Linked DNA regions of Homo sapiens: region 2 is linked to region 1. Evidence: read pairs that join two places in POLR2A ChIA-PET (ENCODE). Cell type or tissue: A673. All regions are shown on one strand. Each heading gives the region's core, and the rest is flanking DNA. Links, peaks and the distances in the headings are about the cores only.

The links. ChIA-PET counts read pairs that join two places held together with the same protein. Peaks named below come from ENCODE experiments on the same cell type or tissue, not always from the same donor. Only the 100,000 strongest peaks of a DNase experiment are listed, where the experiment ranks them.
Region 2: POLR2A ChIA-PET joins it to region 1 with 5 read pairs; 2 of 35 experiments call an interaction of 5 or more read pairs at or near these places.

What each region holds. Positions count from the first base shown.
Region 1 is chr12:108,530,199-108,535,582 of GRCh38, reverse strand. It overlaps SART3 (spliceosome associated factor 3, U4/U6 recycling protein), which reads left to right. Exons shown (of 19, transcript NM_014706.4): 12 at 115-224; 13 at 3,249-3,361; 14 at 4,303-4,379; 15 at 5,273-5,384. Among named protein-coding and RNA genes, the nearest start is that of FICD, 18 kb to the right of the region's middle. In A673, for the core only: no CTCF peak of the experiment used is centred there; a DNase peak (open chromatin) is centred at 2,912; H3K27ac peaks cover 1,710 bases.
Region 2 is chr12:107,696,144-107,701,527 of GRCh38, reverse strand. It overlaps PWP1 (PWP1 homolog, endonuclein), which reads right to left. Exons shown (of 15, transcript NM_007062.3): 6 at 4,944-5,054; 7 at 3,931-4,061; 8 at 2,094-2,155. Among named protein-coding and RNA genes, the nearest start is that of PWP1, 13 kb to the right of the region's middle. In A673, for the core only: no CTCF peak of the experiment used is centred there; no DNase peak of the experiment used is centred there; H3K27ac peaks cover 480 bases.

The sequences.
Region 1 (5,384 bases), core at 177-5,176:
GTAACACTAATAGTTGTGGGGTGCTTTTTATGTGTGTCTGTTGGAAGTGTGTTGTATGATGGGTGTCGACGTCATAAGGTTCAGGTCTCCTAACAGCCTGCTGATGCACTTTAGGCTCGACTGTGCAATAACATGCAGAAAGCTCGGGAACTCTGGGATAGCATCATGACCAGAGGAAATGCCAAGTACGCCAACATGTGGCTAGAGTATTACAACCTGGAAAGGTAACTGATCTCGGGGTGGGGAGGGAGGCAGTGCTTGTCAGCTGTGCACCTGTCTTCACTCCTGGCTGACTCCTACCAGCTTGGACTAGCTCCTTAGAACTGGGCTGTTTTCTTTCATTCTGTCTCTTTCAGTAGTGGGTACATTTTTAATGGGCAGGGCTAGAGAACCAGACATGATATTTTGTGCCTGGAACTCTTATAGCCATGCATTTCTTTTAATTTGTTTTTGTCTTGATTTTTGGGCATGATATTTTATTTGACCTTTTGGAGCTATTTGTTTTTTATATTTGCTTTTATAGAAAAGTAGAAAATACTAAAAAGCTAAGAGAAAAAAAACTCAAATTACTGACCCAGTCATAACCATGACCCATTCTTTGAGACTTTTCTATGTTTAAATTTTTTTGTAATGAAAATGCAATTATAGCATGCATGTGTTACAAGCCTTTAAAACTATTTGAACGAAATAAGATAGGCCTAACAATATTTATAACATGGGGAAAACATAAAGAATGTGACCAACTTTTCAGTCTGTCTTGAACGTTGTTCATTGCATAACATTGCTACATTGCTGGGTTTTCTTTTTTGAAGATTTTTTCCCTATTTAAAAAACACTGTGTGCCCAAATTAGAATATTTACAAAAATATGTGATAGAAAGCGACAGTTTCTTTTCTTTTTTCGGGGGAGGTGGGGAGTCTCACTCTGTTGCCCAGGCTGAAGTGCAGTGGTGCAGTCTCAGCTGCAACCTTGCCTCCTGGGTTCGAGCAATTCTTCTGCCTCAGCCTCTTGAGTAGCTGGGATTACAGGCGTGCACCACCACACCTGGCTAATTTTTGGATTTTTTTTTTTTTTTAGAAGAGGCACAGTTTCACCATGTAGGTCATGCTGACCTCAAGTGATCCTCCTACCTCGGCCTCCCAAAGTGTAGGAATTACAGGCATGAGCCACCATATCCGGCTAAACGTGACAGTTTCTTACAATCCCACCCCAGAGATAACCACTGTTAAAGCTTGTTGAATATCCCCCTAGATCTGCAGTTCACAATTTTTTTGGTCTCAGGATCCATTTTCCACTCTTAAAATTGGAGGATCCCAAAAAACTTTTATGTATGTGAGTTATATCTATTGATATTTATAATTTATAAATTGAGAAATCTAAAAAACATTTTAATTTATTTAAATATAACAAATTATCTAACATTAATATCTTTTTTGAGCAGTGACTGTTTTCCAGACCCCAAAATAATATAGTGAGAAAAGTGGCAGTGTTTTCTATTTTTGCAAATATATTTATTTGCACATTATTCTGACCTAGGAGAAGACAGCTAAATTCTCATGTCTGTTACTGATTCTGTCTGTTGTGATCTGTTGTTTTCATTGAAGAGGTTAGGAAAGAAAGGTATTTTAGAAGCATTTTCAGATAATTGTGGGTATTCTTCTTTCATACATATTATAGCAAAACTTCAGTGTTGCATGTGGAATCTGAAACCATATTGACAGAGTCTGTTACAGTAATACCCATTTGTCTATTTTATCTTTTACTTGATGCCACAATTCTACGACATTATTTGGAAAAATCCCAATTCACTAAATCATGCAGCTCTTCCAATGTTGACATATTTCATCCTATAGTATTAAAAAATCGTATTTGTTCATATCTGTATTGATCTTAGTTGAAAAGTATTTTAAGTAGGAAGCTGTCAGACTTGTGGTGGCAGATACAAGTTTTCCAAAATTCTAATTTTCACTTGAAAGCTTGAATTCTATCACATGCAACAAATAATGTCAGTGGTTTTCCCCAGAGTGGCAGCCTCACTTTGTTAATTTTCAAAAATGTCTGCCAAATACCCAGGTCTGAGTAACTGACCGTGGTTTGTCACTCAAGTTTCCTTTCAAGTAAAAATGGTGTCCTTGAAAAAAATGACTTGATTAGCTTGCAACTCAAACAGTAATATGCTTTTTTTTTTTTTTTTGGCAATAACCATTGTACTTCAGTATGCAGAAGGGCTTTAAGTGTACTTAGTATTTCATCACACAGTGCATTAAAAAGATTTCTACTGCCTTGATTTGTGCTAAGGGCCACCATTACTTGTGCACTGTCTTGAAGATGTCAACACAGTGAAAAAGTCCAGTAATGTCTTGGTATTATTATAAAAGGAGTTTTGACTTTGCAGGGCCCCTGAGAGGCTCTGGGAGATCCTCAGGGGTACGTGGATCTTACTTTGAGAACCAGTGCTCTGAATTTATTCTGAGCATCATAATATGTATATATAATTATGTATATTTAAAATGTTTTAAAAACAAATATGAATACACTGTTGCATAACAGTTATGATTAGCAGAATTGTGTAGCTGTTGTGATTAGCAGTGTACAAAAAGGATCTGTTTGCGACCAGCCTTGCCAACCTGGTGAAAACCTGTCTCTATTAGAAATACAAAAATTAGCTGGGTGTAGTGGTGGGCACCTGTAATCCCAGCTACTCAGGAGGCTGAAGCAGGAGAATTGCCTGAACCTGGGAGACAGAGGTTGGAGTGAGCCGAGATCGTGCTATTGCACTCCCACCTGGGTGACAAGAGCGAGACTCCCTTTCAAAAAAAAAAAAAAGATCTGACTCTGGGTATGAAATTTGACACTACCCTGGATTCATAACTCTCCTGTCAGTAGGACGCCATAGTAAAATTTCCCTGGGGACTGTATCAGGTTACAGAGAGCTGTTGGACTCCCCCGCCATGTGCCGCACATGTGAATGCTGTAAAGGCAGAATGCTGGTTGCAGATCACAATATCAGGTACACTTTCCAGTAGCCCCTACATGGCTGAGGGAGAGAGTGCTTCAGGGAAATACTTCGTAGGTGACTGTAGAGACTCTGGAAGGAGAAAGCATCATGGATAGATCTGAAAGCTAAGGTCTTCTCAGAAGCTAGAGTTACTGAAGAGTGAGTTTCTACCTGGGAGAAGACGGCCTCTCCCTTCGAGTGCCTTCCACTTTGTGTCCTGGTGGCAGCAACTTTTTGTTTTCTGCCTTAGAGCTCATGGTGACACCCAGCACTGCCGGAAGGCTCTGCACCGGGCCGTCCAGTGCACCAGTGACTACCCAGAGCACGTCTGCGAAGTGTTACTCACCATGGAGAGGACAGAAGGTGGGACCCCCAGCTCTCTTCTGGCTTGGAGCCTAACCCATTTGCTGTTTGGTCTCAAGTAGGAGCATCTGGTTACAGTCTGGGGACAGACTGTGTTTATGCTGCCACCTTAGGTGGTGCCCTATGATTAGACTGTCACAAGTGTCCTGAAAATGAGTCCTCCTGCAGCTCTTCTCAAATTCTGCAGCTACAAGGAGGACTCTGTGATGTCACTGTAGCACAGGGTTCTAATTCTCTGTGGGGGGGACTGTGCGTTATACAATGTTTAGGGGCATCCCTGGCTTCTAGCCCTGAAATGCCAGTAGCAGCTTCACCACCACAACCAAACATGACAACCAGAAATGTCTCTTAACATTGCCAAATGTCTCTTGATGGGCAGGATCCCTCCTTTGAGAGTCACTGTGCTCTAGTACAACATCTATCCAACAAAGGAGCTTGGAGAGGCAAATGGCTCAATGTGTCCTTTGCATCCCTTGTTAAATTTCAGAGCCTTCAGTGTTAGCTAGAACCAATAGAAAAATAATGTGAACTTATCTGTGGGTATTGGTCTGGATTTTGGGTATGGACCCCTCAGAACTGGCTTGCAAAGACCACCAAAAAATAAGAAATAAATGCCTCAACATTTGAGTAGCTCTTAAAATTCTTCAGTCTTAATATAAATGTACTTTTGCATTAGAACGTTCGTTTTCATATTCTTTGCCATTTAGAGCCCTTAATAGATCATATTCTGGTTTTCAAGTCTCTCCTGAAAGGAGAGGGACATTTTAAACCCACTTAGAAGGACTATTTGAATTCTGAACTTCAAGCCTACAGGGATTACATTTTCTTATTGTTTGATGGGAGAGATCTCTTCTGGAGGTACAGAGAAATTAAGAAAAATTTATGTGATTGTATCCTTCAAAATCCTAAAGAGTGAAAGTTTTGCTTCTCTTTCTTTCAAGGTTCTTTAGAAGATTGGGATATAGCTGTTCAGAAAACTGAAACCCGATTAGCTCGTGTCAATGAGCAGAGAATGAAGGTAATGACAATGTTTGAAGTCTTTGGCACCTCTGGTAGCTATTTTGGCTCAGTTTGGTATGGATGTTTCTTGTCAAGATGTTTTACATTTTCCTAAGTGTCTTTTACTCAGTATTAATTATAAAATATTTAGATCAATGCTTAAACCTGTCTTGTGTCATTTTTACATTGTTCTAAAACATCAGCCCCAATATTAAGTACTTGTTTCATTTAGTGAGGGAATTTTGGCTCTAAAATTTACGAGAATTGATGAAAAAGAATAAAGAAGAGCCTCACTTAGCCTAGTGAGTGGAACATGAACACCCCAACTTATTTAGGGCTTCAGTTTTATGGATTTTTTTTTTTTTGAGACGGAGTCTCGCTCTGTTGCCCAGGCTGGAGTGCAGTGGCATGATCTCGGCTCACTGCAAGCTCTGCCTCCCGGGTTCACGCCATTCTTCTGCCTCAGCTTCTCGAGTAGCTGGGACTACAGGTGCCCGCTACCACACCTAGCTAATTTTTTGTATTTTTTTAGTAGAGATGGGGTTTCACCATGTTAGCTAGGATGGTCTCGATCTCCTGACCTCGTGATCCACCCATCTCGGCCTCCCAAAGTGCTGGGATTACAGGCGTGAGCCACCGCGCCCGGCCAGTTTTATGGATTTTTTTGCCTTCCTTTTGGTGAGTAATGATTAGGGTGAGGAAATTGCTAATGTAACAGAGACATCAGATCCAGAATTCCAACGAACCTGAATGAGCCCTGGTGTGGAACAGCCGTGAGCCTGTCCACGTTTTTCTCCTGATCTCTGCTTTTCATTAGTAATGAATTTCCACTCCTTCTCCCCTTTCATGACAAATCAGTACAGTGAATGTAATTGCCACATCCAGCGATGCATCATCTTCCCACTTTTCTAGGCTGCAGAGAAGGAAGCAGCCCTTGTGCAGCAAGAAGAAGAAAAGGCTGAACAACGGAAAAGAGCTCGGGCTGAGAAGAAAGCGTTAAAAAAGAAGAAAAAGATCAGAGGCC
Region 2 (5,384 bases), core at 109-5,108, 830 kb after region 1:
TTCATGACCCTGACTTAAGCGATGGTTTGCTAGATACAACATCAAAAGCATGAACAACAAAAGAAATAAAGTAGACACCATCACATGAAAAACCTGTGCTGCAAATGATAGCACCAAGAAAGTGAAAAAACAACCCACAGAATAGAAGAAAATATTTGCAAATCATGTATTTGGTAGTAGGAGTTAGTTTTAACTCCAAAAATTCAACATCAAACACAAAAAACAGGCAAAGGGAGGCCAGGCTTGGTGGCTCATGCCTGTTATCCCAGCACTTTGGGAGGCTGAGGTGGGAGGATCACCTGAGCCCCAGAAGGTCAAGACTACAGTGAGCAGTGATTGTGCCACTGCACTCCAGCCTGGGTGACAGAGTGAGACCCTGTCTCAAAAAAAAGTAAGCAAAGGACTTGAAAAACATTTCTCCCAAAGAAGATACACAAATGGCCAATAAGCACAAAACAAAGATGCTCAACATCACTAATCGTTAAGAAATGCAGATTAAGCCAGGTGTGGTGGCAAGCCCCTGTACTCCAAGTGACTTGGGAAGCTGAGGCGGGGGGATTGCTTGAGCCCAAGAATTTGAGACCAGCTTTAGCAACATAGACCCCCATCTTACCTTAAAAAAAGGGGGGGAAATGCAAATTAAAACCGCAATGATATACCACTTCATACCCATTAGGATGGCTATTATGAAAAACAGAAAATAACAAATTTTGGAGACACTAGAGCCCTTGTGTGCATTGTTGGTGAAAATGTAAAATGGTGCAGCCATTATGGAAAATAGTATGGTGGCTCCTCAAAAAATTAAAAATAGAATTACCATAAGATTCAGTAATAACGCTTCTGGGTACATACTCAAAACAACTGAAAGCAGGGACTTGAATATTTGTACACCCACATTCATAGCAGCATTATTCACAGTATCCAAAAGGCAGAAGAAGCAATCCAGGTGACCACACGTAAATGAACGGGTAACATACATTACATACAATGGAATATTATTTAGCCTTAAAAAGGAAGAAACTCTGACACTTATTGGAACATGACTGAACCTGAAGACATTAAGTCAAATAAGCCAGTTGCAAAGAAGTAAGTCTGTATGATTCCATTCATATGAGATGCTTAGTCAAATTCATGGAGACAGAAAGTGGAGTGGTGGTTGCCAGGGCTGGGGGTGGGGGAAATGGGGAGTCAGTGTTTAAAGGGCAGAGCTGCAGTACGGAGATGAAAATGTTCTGGAGATGCATTGTGGTGATGGTTGCACAACTCTGTGAATGTACTGAAAGCCACTGAACTGCACACTTAAAAATGGTAAAAATGGTGATAGGATTTGGCTATGTCCCCACCCAAATCTCATCTTGAATTGTAGCTCCCATAATTCCCATGTGTTGTGGGAAGGACCAGGTGGAAGGTAATGGAATCATGGGGACAGGTCTTTCCTGTGCTGTTCTCATGATAGTGAATGGGTCTCACAAGATCTGACGGTTTTATAAAGGAGAGTTCCTCTGCACATGCCCTTTCTCCTGCCTGCCACTATATAAGACATGACTTTGCTCCTCATTTGCTTTCTGCCATAACTGTGAGGCCTCCCCAGCCATACAGAACTGTGAATCAATTAAACCTCTTTCCTTTACATATTACCCAGCCTCGAGTATGTCTACATTAGCAGCATGAAGACAGACTAATACAAGTGTTAACTTTTATGTTATATGTATTTTGCCATAATTTAAAGAAAAAAGAATAAAAGAGTATGTGGTGAGATGTGAAAACTAAACAGAGAAAAATGTCTCCTGGGAAGAAACACAATCCTACTGCACCATGGGCACTGCCAAACACCCTGTTTTTTTCCAGTGGTGGTGGAGAGAGGGCACTTGGTCACCAAACATGCAATGAGCACCCACAGTGATGAGCTGGCAGGTGACCTGGAGGATGCAAAGAAACAGATGACAGAGCTCCTGCCTGCAAGCAGGGCATCCTACAAGAAAGGAAGATAGACACAAAGGTCCACAGCACAAATAAAGAGATGAGTGTAGGCATGAGGTAAGATCACAATGGCTACAGTCTTTTACAATCATTCAAATGTTATTTCTTTTTACCTGATTAGCTTATTCCATGAAAGGTCAAGGACAGCATCGGTATGCCCTTCTGCTGAGGAACTCTGTAATAATTGTTTTAATTATTTTTTGTATTAAAGTCCCCCTCATAATAAAACTGAATATATTAATCTGCAAAATTCTTTAAACCTTAAGATTATTTTGTTTTGTTTTGTTTTGAGACGGAGTCTTTGTCTGTTGCCCTGGCTAGAGTGCAGTTGCACGATCTCAGCTCACTGCAACCTCCACCTCCTGGATTCAAGCGATTCTCCTGCCTCAGCCTCTCAAGTAGCTGGGATTACACGCGCATGCCACCATGCCCAGCTAATTTTTATATTTTTTGTGGAGACAGGGTTTTGCCACGTTGGCCAGGGTGGTCAGGAACTCCTGACCTCATGATCCACTCTCGGCCTCCCAAAGTGTTGGGATTACAGGTGTGAGCTACTGCACCCGACCTATTGTTTTGATATTATATAAACTTTTGAAGAATAAAATAAATAAAACCTTGTCTCCCTGTTAGAGACTCATGATTAATTTCATTACAGGGGCTGGGTGCAGCGGCCCACACTGTAATCCCAGGACCTTGGGAAGCTAACGTGGGAACATCGCTTGAGGCCGGGAGTTCGAGACCAGCCCAGGCAACATAGCGAAACTCTGTCTTTACAAAAAAGTCAAAACTTAGCCAGGCATGGCAGCATACGCCTATAGTCCCAGCTACTCAGGAAGCTGAGGCAGGAGAATCCCAGGATCTCTTGAGCCTAGGCGTTTCAGGCTGCAGTGAACTATAATCGTGCCACTGCACTCCAGTCTTGGGAGACAGAGCAAGACCTTACCTCTTTAAAAAAGAAAAATAAAGAAAAAAATTTCATTACAAGGAACAGGGAAGAAACTATAGTAGTTTATTTTTTTAGAGACAAAATCTCGCTCTGTCACCCAGGTTGGAGTGCAGTGGCACACAATCATGGCTCACTGCAACCTCAACCTCCTGGGCTCAAGCACTCCTCCCACCTTGGCCTCCCAAAGTGCTAGGACTATAGGCGTGAGCTACTATGACTGGCCTAGCAGTTCTTTTTTTTCCCTTGAGACAGAGTCTCGCTCTGTCACACAGGCTGGAGTGCAGTGGTGTGAGCTCACTGCAACCTCTGCCTCCCAGGTTCAAGTGATTCTCCTGCCTCAGCCTCCCAAGTAGCTGGGATTACAGGAACACACCAACATGCCTGGCTAATTTTTGTATATTTAGTAGAGACAGGGTTTCACCATGTTGGCCAGGCTGGTCTCGAACTCCTGACCTCAGGTGATCCACCCGCCTCAGCCTCCTAAACTGCTGGGATTACAGGAGTGAGCCACGTGCGTGGCCTGGCCTAGCAGTTCTTAATCTAGGTACTGTAATTATACAAGTATCAATATAGCTCCCAACCCTCATAAAACCTAACGATTTTAAAAGCTGCAGGAGTTAATACATGGATAATTAGAATTCAACATGATAACAGAAATTTTTTTAAAGTTCAAGGTTGGTATATCTGTATAAATAGCTACTGTATTTGGAGGAGGCTCATAATCCGAAAGTCCTTCATCTATAGTAGCTATTCATATTAATATACTAGCTTTGAACTAGTTTTGTGTAAGAAAGAACAACATGATAATGGAGGTTTTATGTAATCAGAAATAAGTTTTCTTTGGATGGCCTTTTCAAAACTAAAAATTACAATAATTTCATAACTACCTACCCCATCTCACCAAGAATACCTGATTGAAAAAGTGTACGGTCTTACCCTTCACCCCTACTCCCGAGTAAACTTACCTCTGTCATTAGAGTTTAAATATTTATTAACTTCTTTACCTTCTTTCCTTTCTTTTTCTTCTTTTTTGAAAGTTTACTTCCGAGTGTGAAGACTGGCTCTAAAGAGTCCACTATATCAAGGTCCCACACTTCAATAACAGGGGTCATGTTTCCTACAGCAATGTAATTTCCTATGGGAGGAAACAATGCATGTATGATTACACAAAAAAAGACATACAGAACTTCTAATCAAATACATTATACTGTAGATTAACTGAAAAATGCTTTAGAGCAGTGCTTCTCAAACTTATATGCATATGCGGCATCTGAATGTTACAAATGCAGATTGTATTTCAGGTGGTTCTGGGTGGGCATTTCTAACTAGGTCACAGGTGATAACCATGCTGTGCTGCTGCTGGTCTTTGGGCCACAATTTGAGTAGGAAAGGCTCAATCTCTTGGCCCCAGTGTTTTCATTTATATAACGAGAATAACCCTCCTCCCGTCCTCCTTCATGGGGTGCTGTGGGGATGAAGATCAGATCAGATCATGAATGTGAACAAGGTGTGCAAACAAGACGTAAGACAGTATAAACAGTGTTTACCTTTATTAAAAAGTACGGACAGGGGCAACTAATAGTGTGCAGATGTGGTTACAAAGACTAACATGAAAACCTAATTACTTGTGACAAGCCTCTTCATTTCGGTTTTAGCTTATGTTTTCTAAAACAGGTTATGCCACTGAACTCTAGCTGGTAACATCTCACATATCAGGCCATTTATACTGAGTCTTTATGGGACCTTTACAGTTCTACAGTCCAAAAGGCTTCAGGCCCTGTCCTTCAGCCTGTAGTAGAGCAGCTACCTCCTTAGCCTACCTGAAGTCTGGGGATTTATGAACCCCAAACAATAAAGTGATGGTGTGTTAAGAACTCTATAACTTCATAAAATAACAGTAACTTCAGAAAATATCAGCAACAATTCTGAAAACATTCAAGAGAATACATAATTTATGGAGCTAGGAGAAAATACATAAGACTGGAAATCATTGAACAACCTTAAGTTTTCTAATTACCAGTAGAATCATCTGGGCTAGGATCAAAATTCAGCCATTCCACACTCAGAGGATATGCAGACAAGAGTATATCATGGTGTACATAAAAAGAGTCTTCTTCTTGATTATAAACTGAAAAGATTGGGAAAAGAGACTTTAATGTATCAGAATGAGTCATCAAAAATCACATCCCGCTCAAAAAAACAAATTCTATTAAATGTACGTGAGCCATGTGCTTTAAAGTGAGACATCTGATATTATAAAGAGATTCCAGGCTGGGCGCAGTGGCTCGTGCCTGTAATCCCAATACTTTGGGAGGCCAAGGTGGGCGGATCACTTGAGGTCAGGAGTTCGAGACCAGCCTGGCCAACACAATGAAACCTCGTCTCTACTCAAAATACAAAAATTAGCTGGGTGTGGTGGTACGTGCCTGTAGTCCCAGCTACTAGGGAGGCTGAGGCA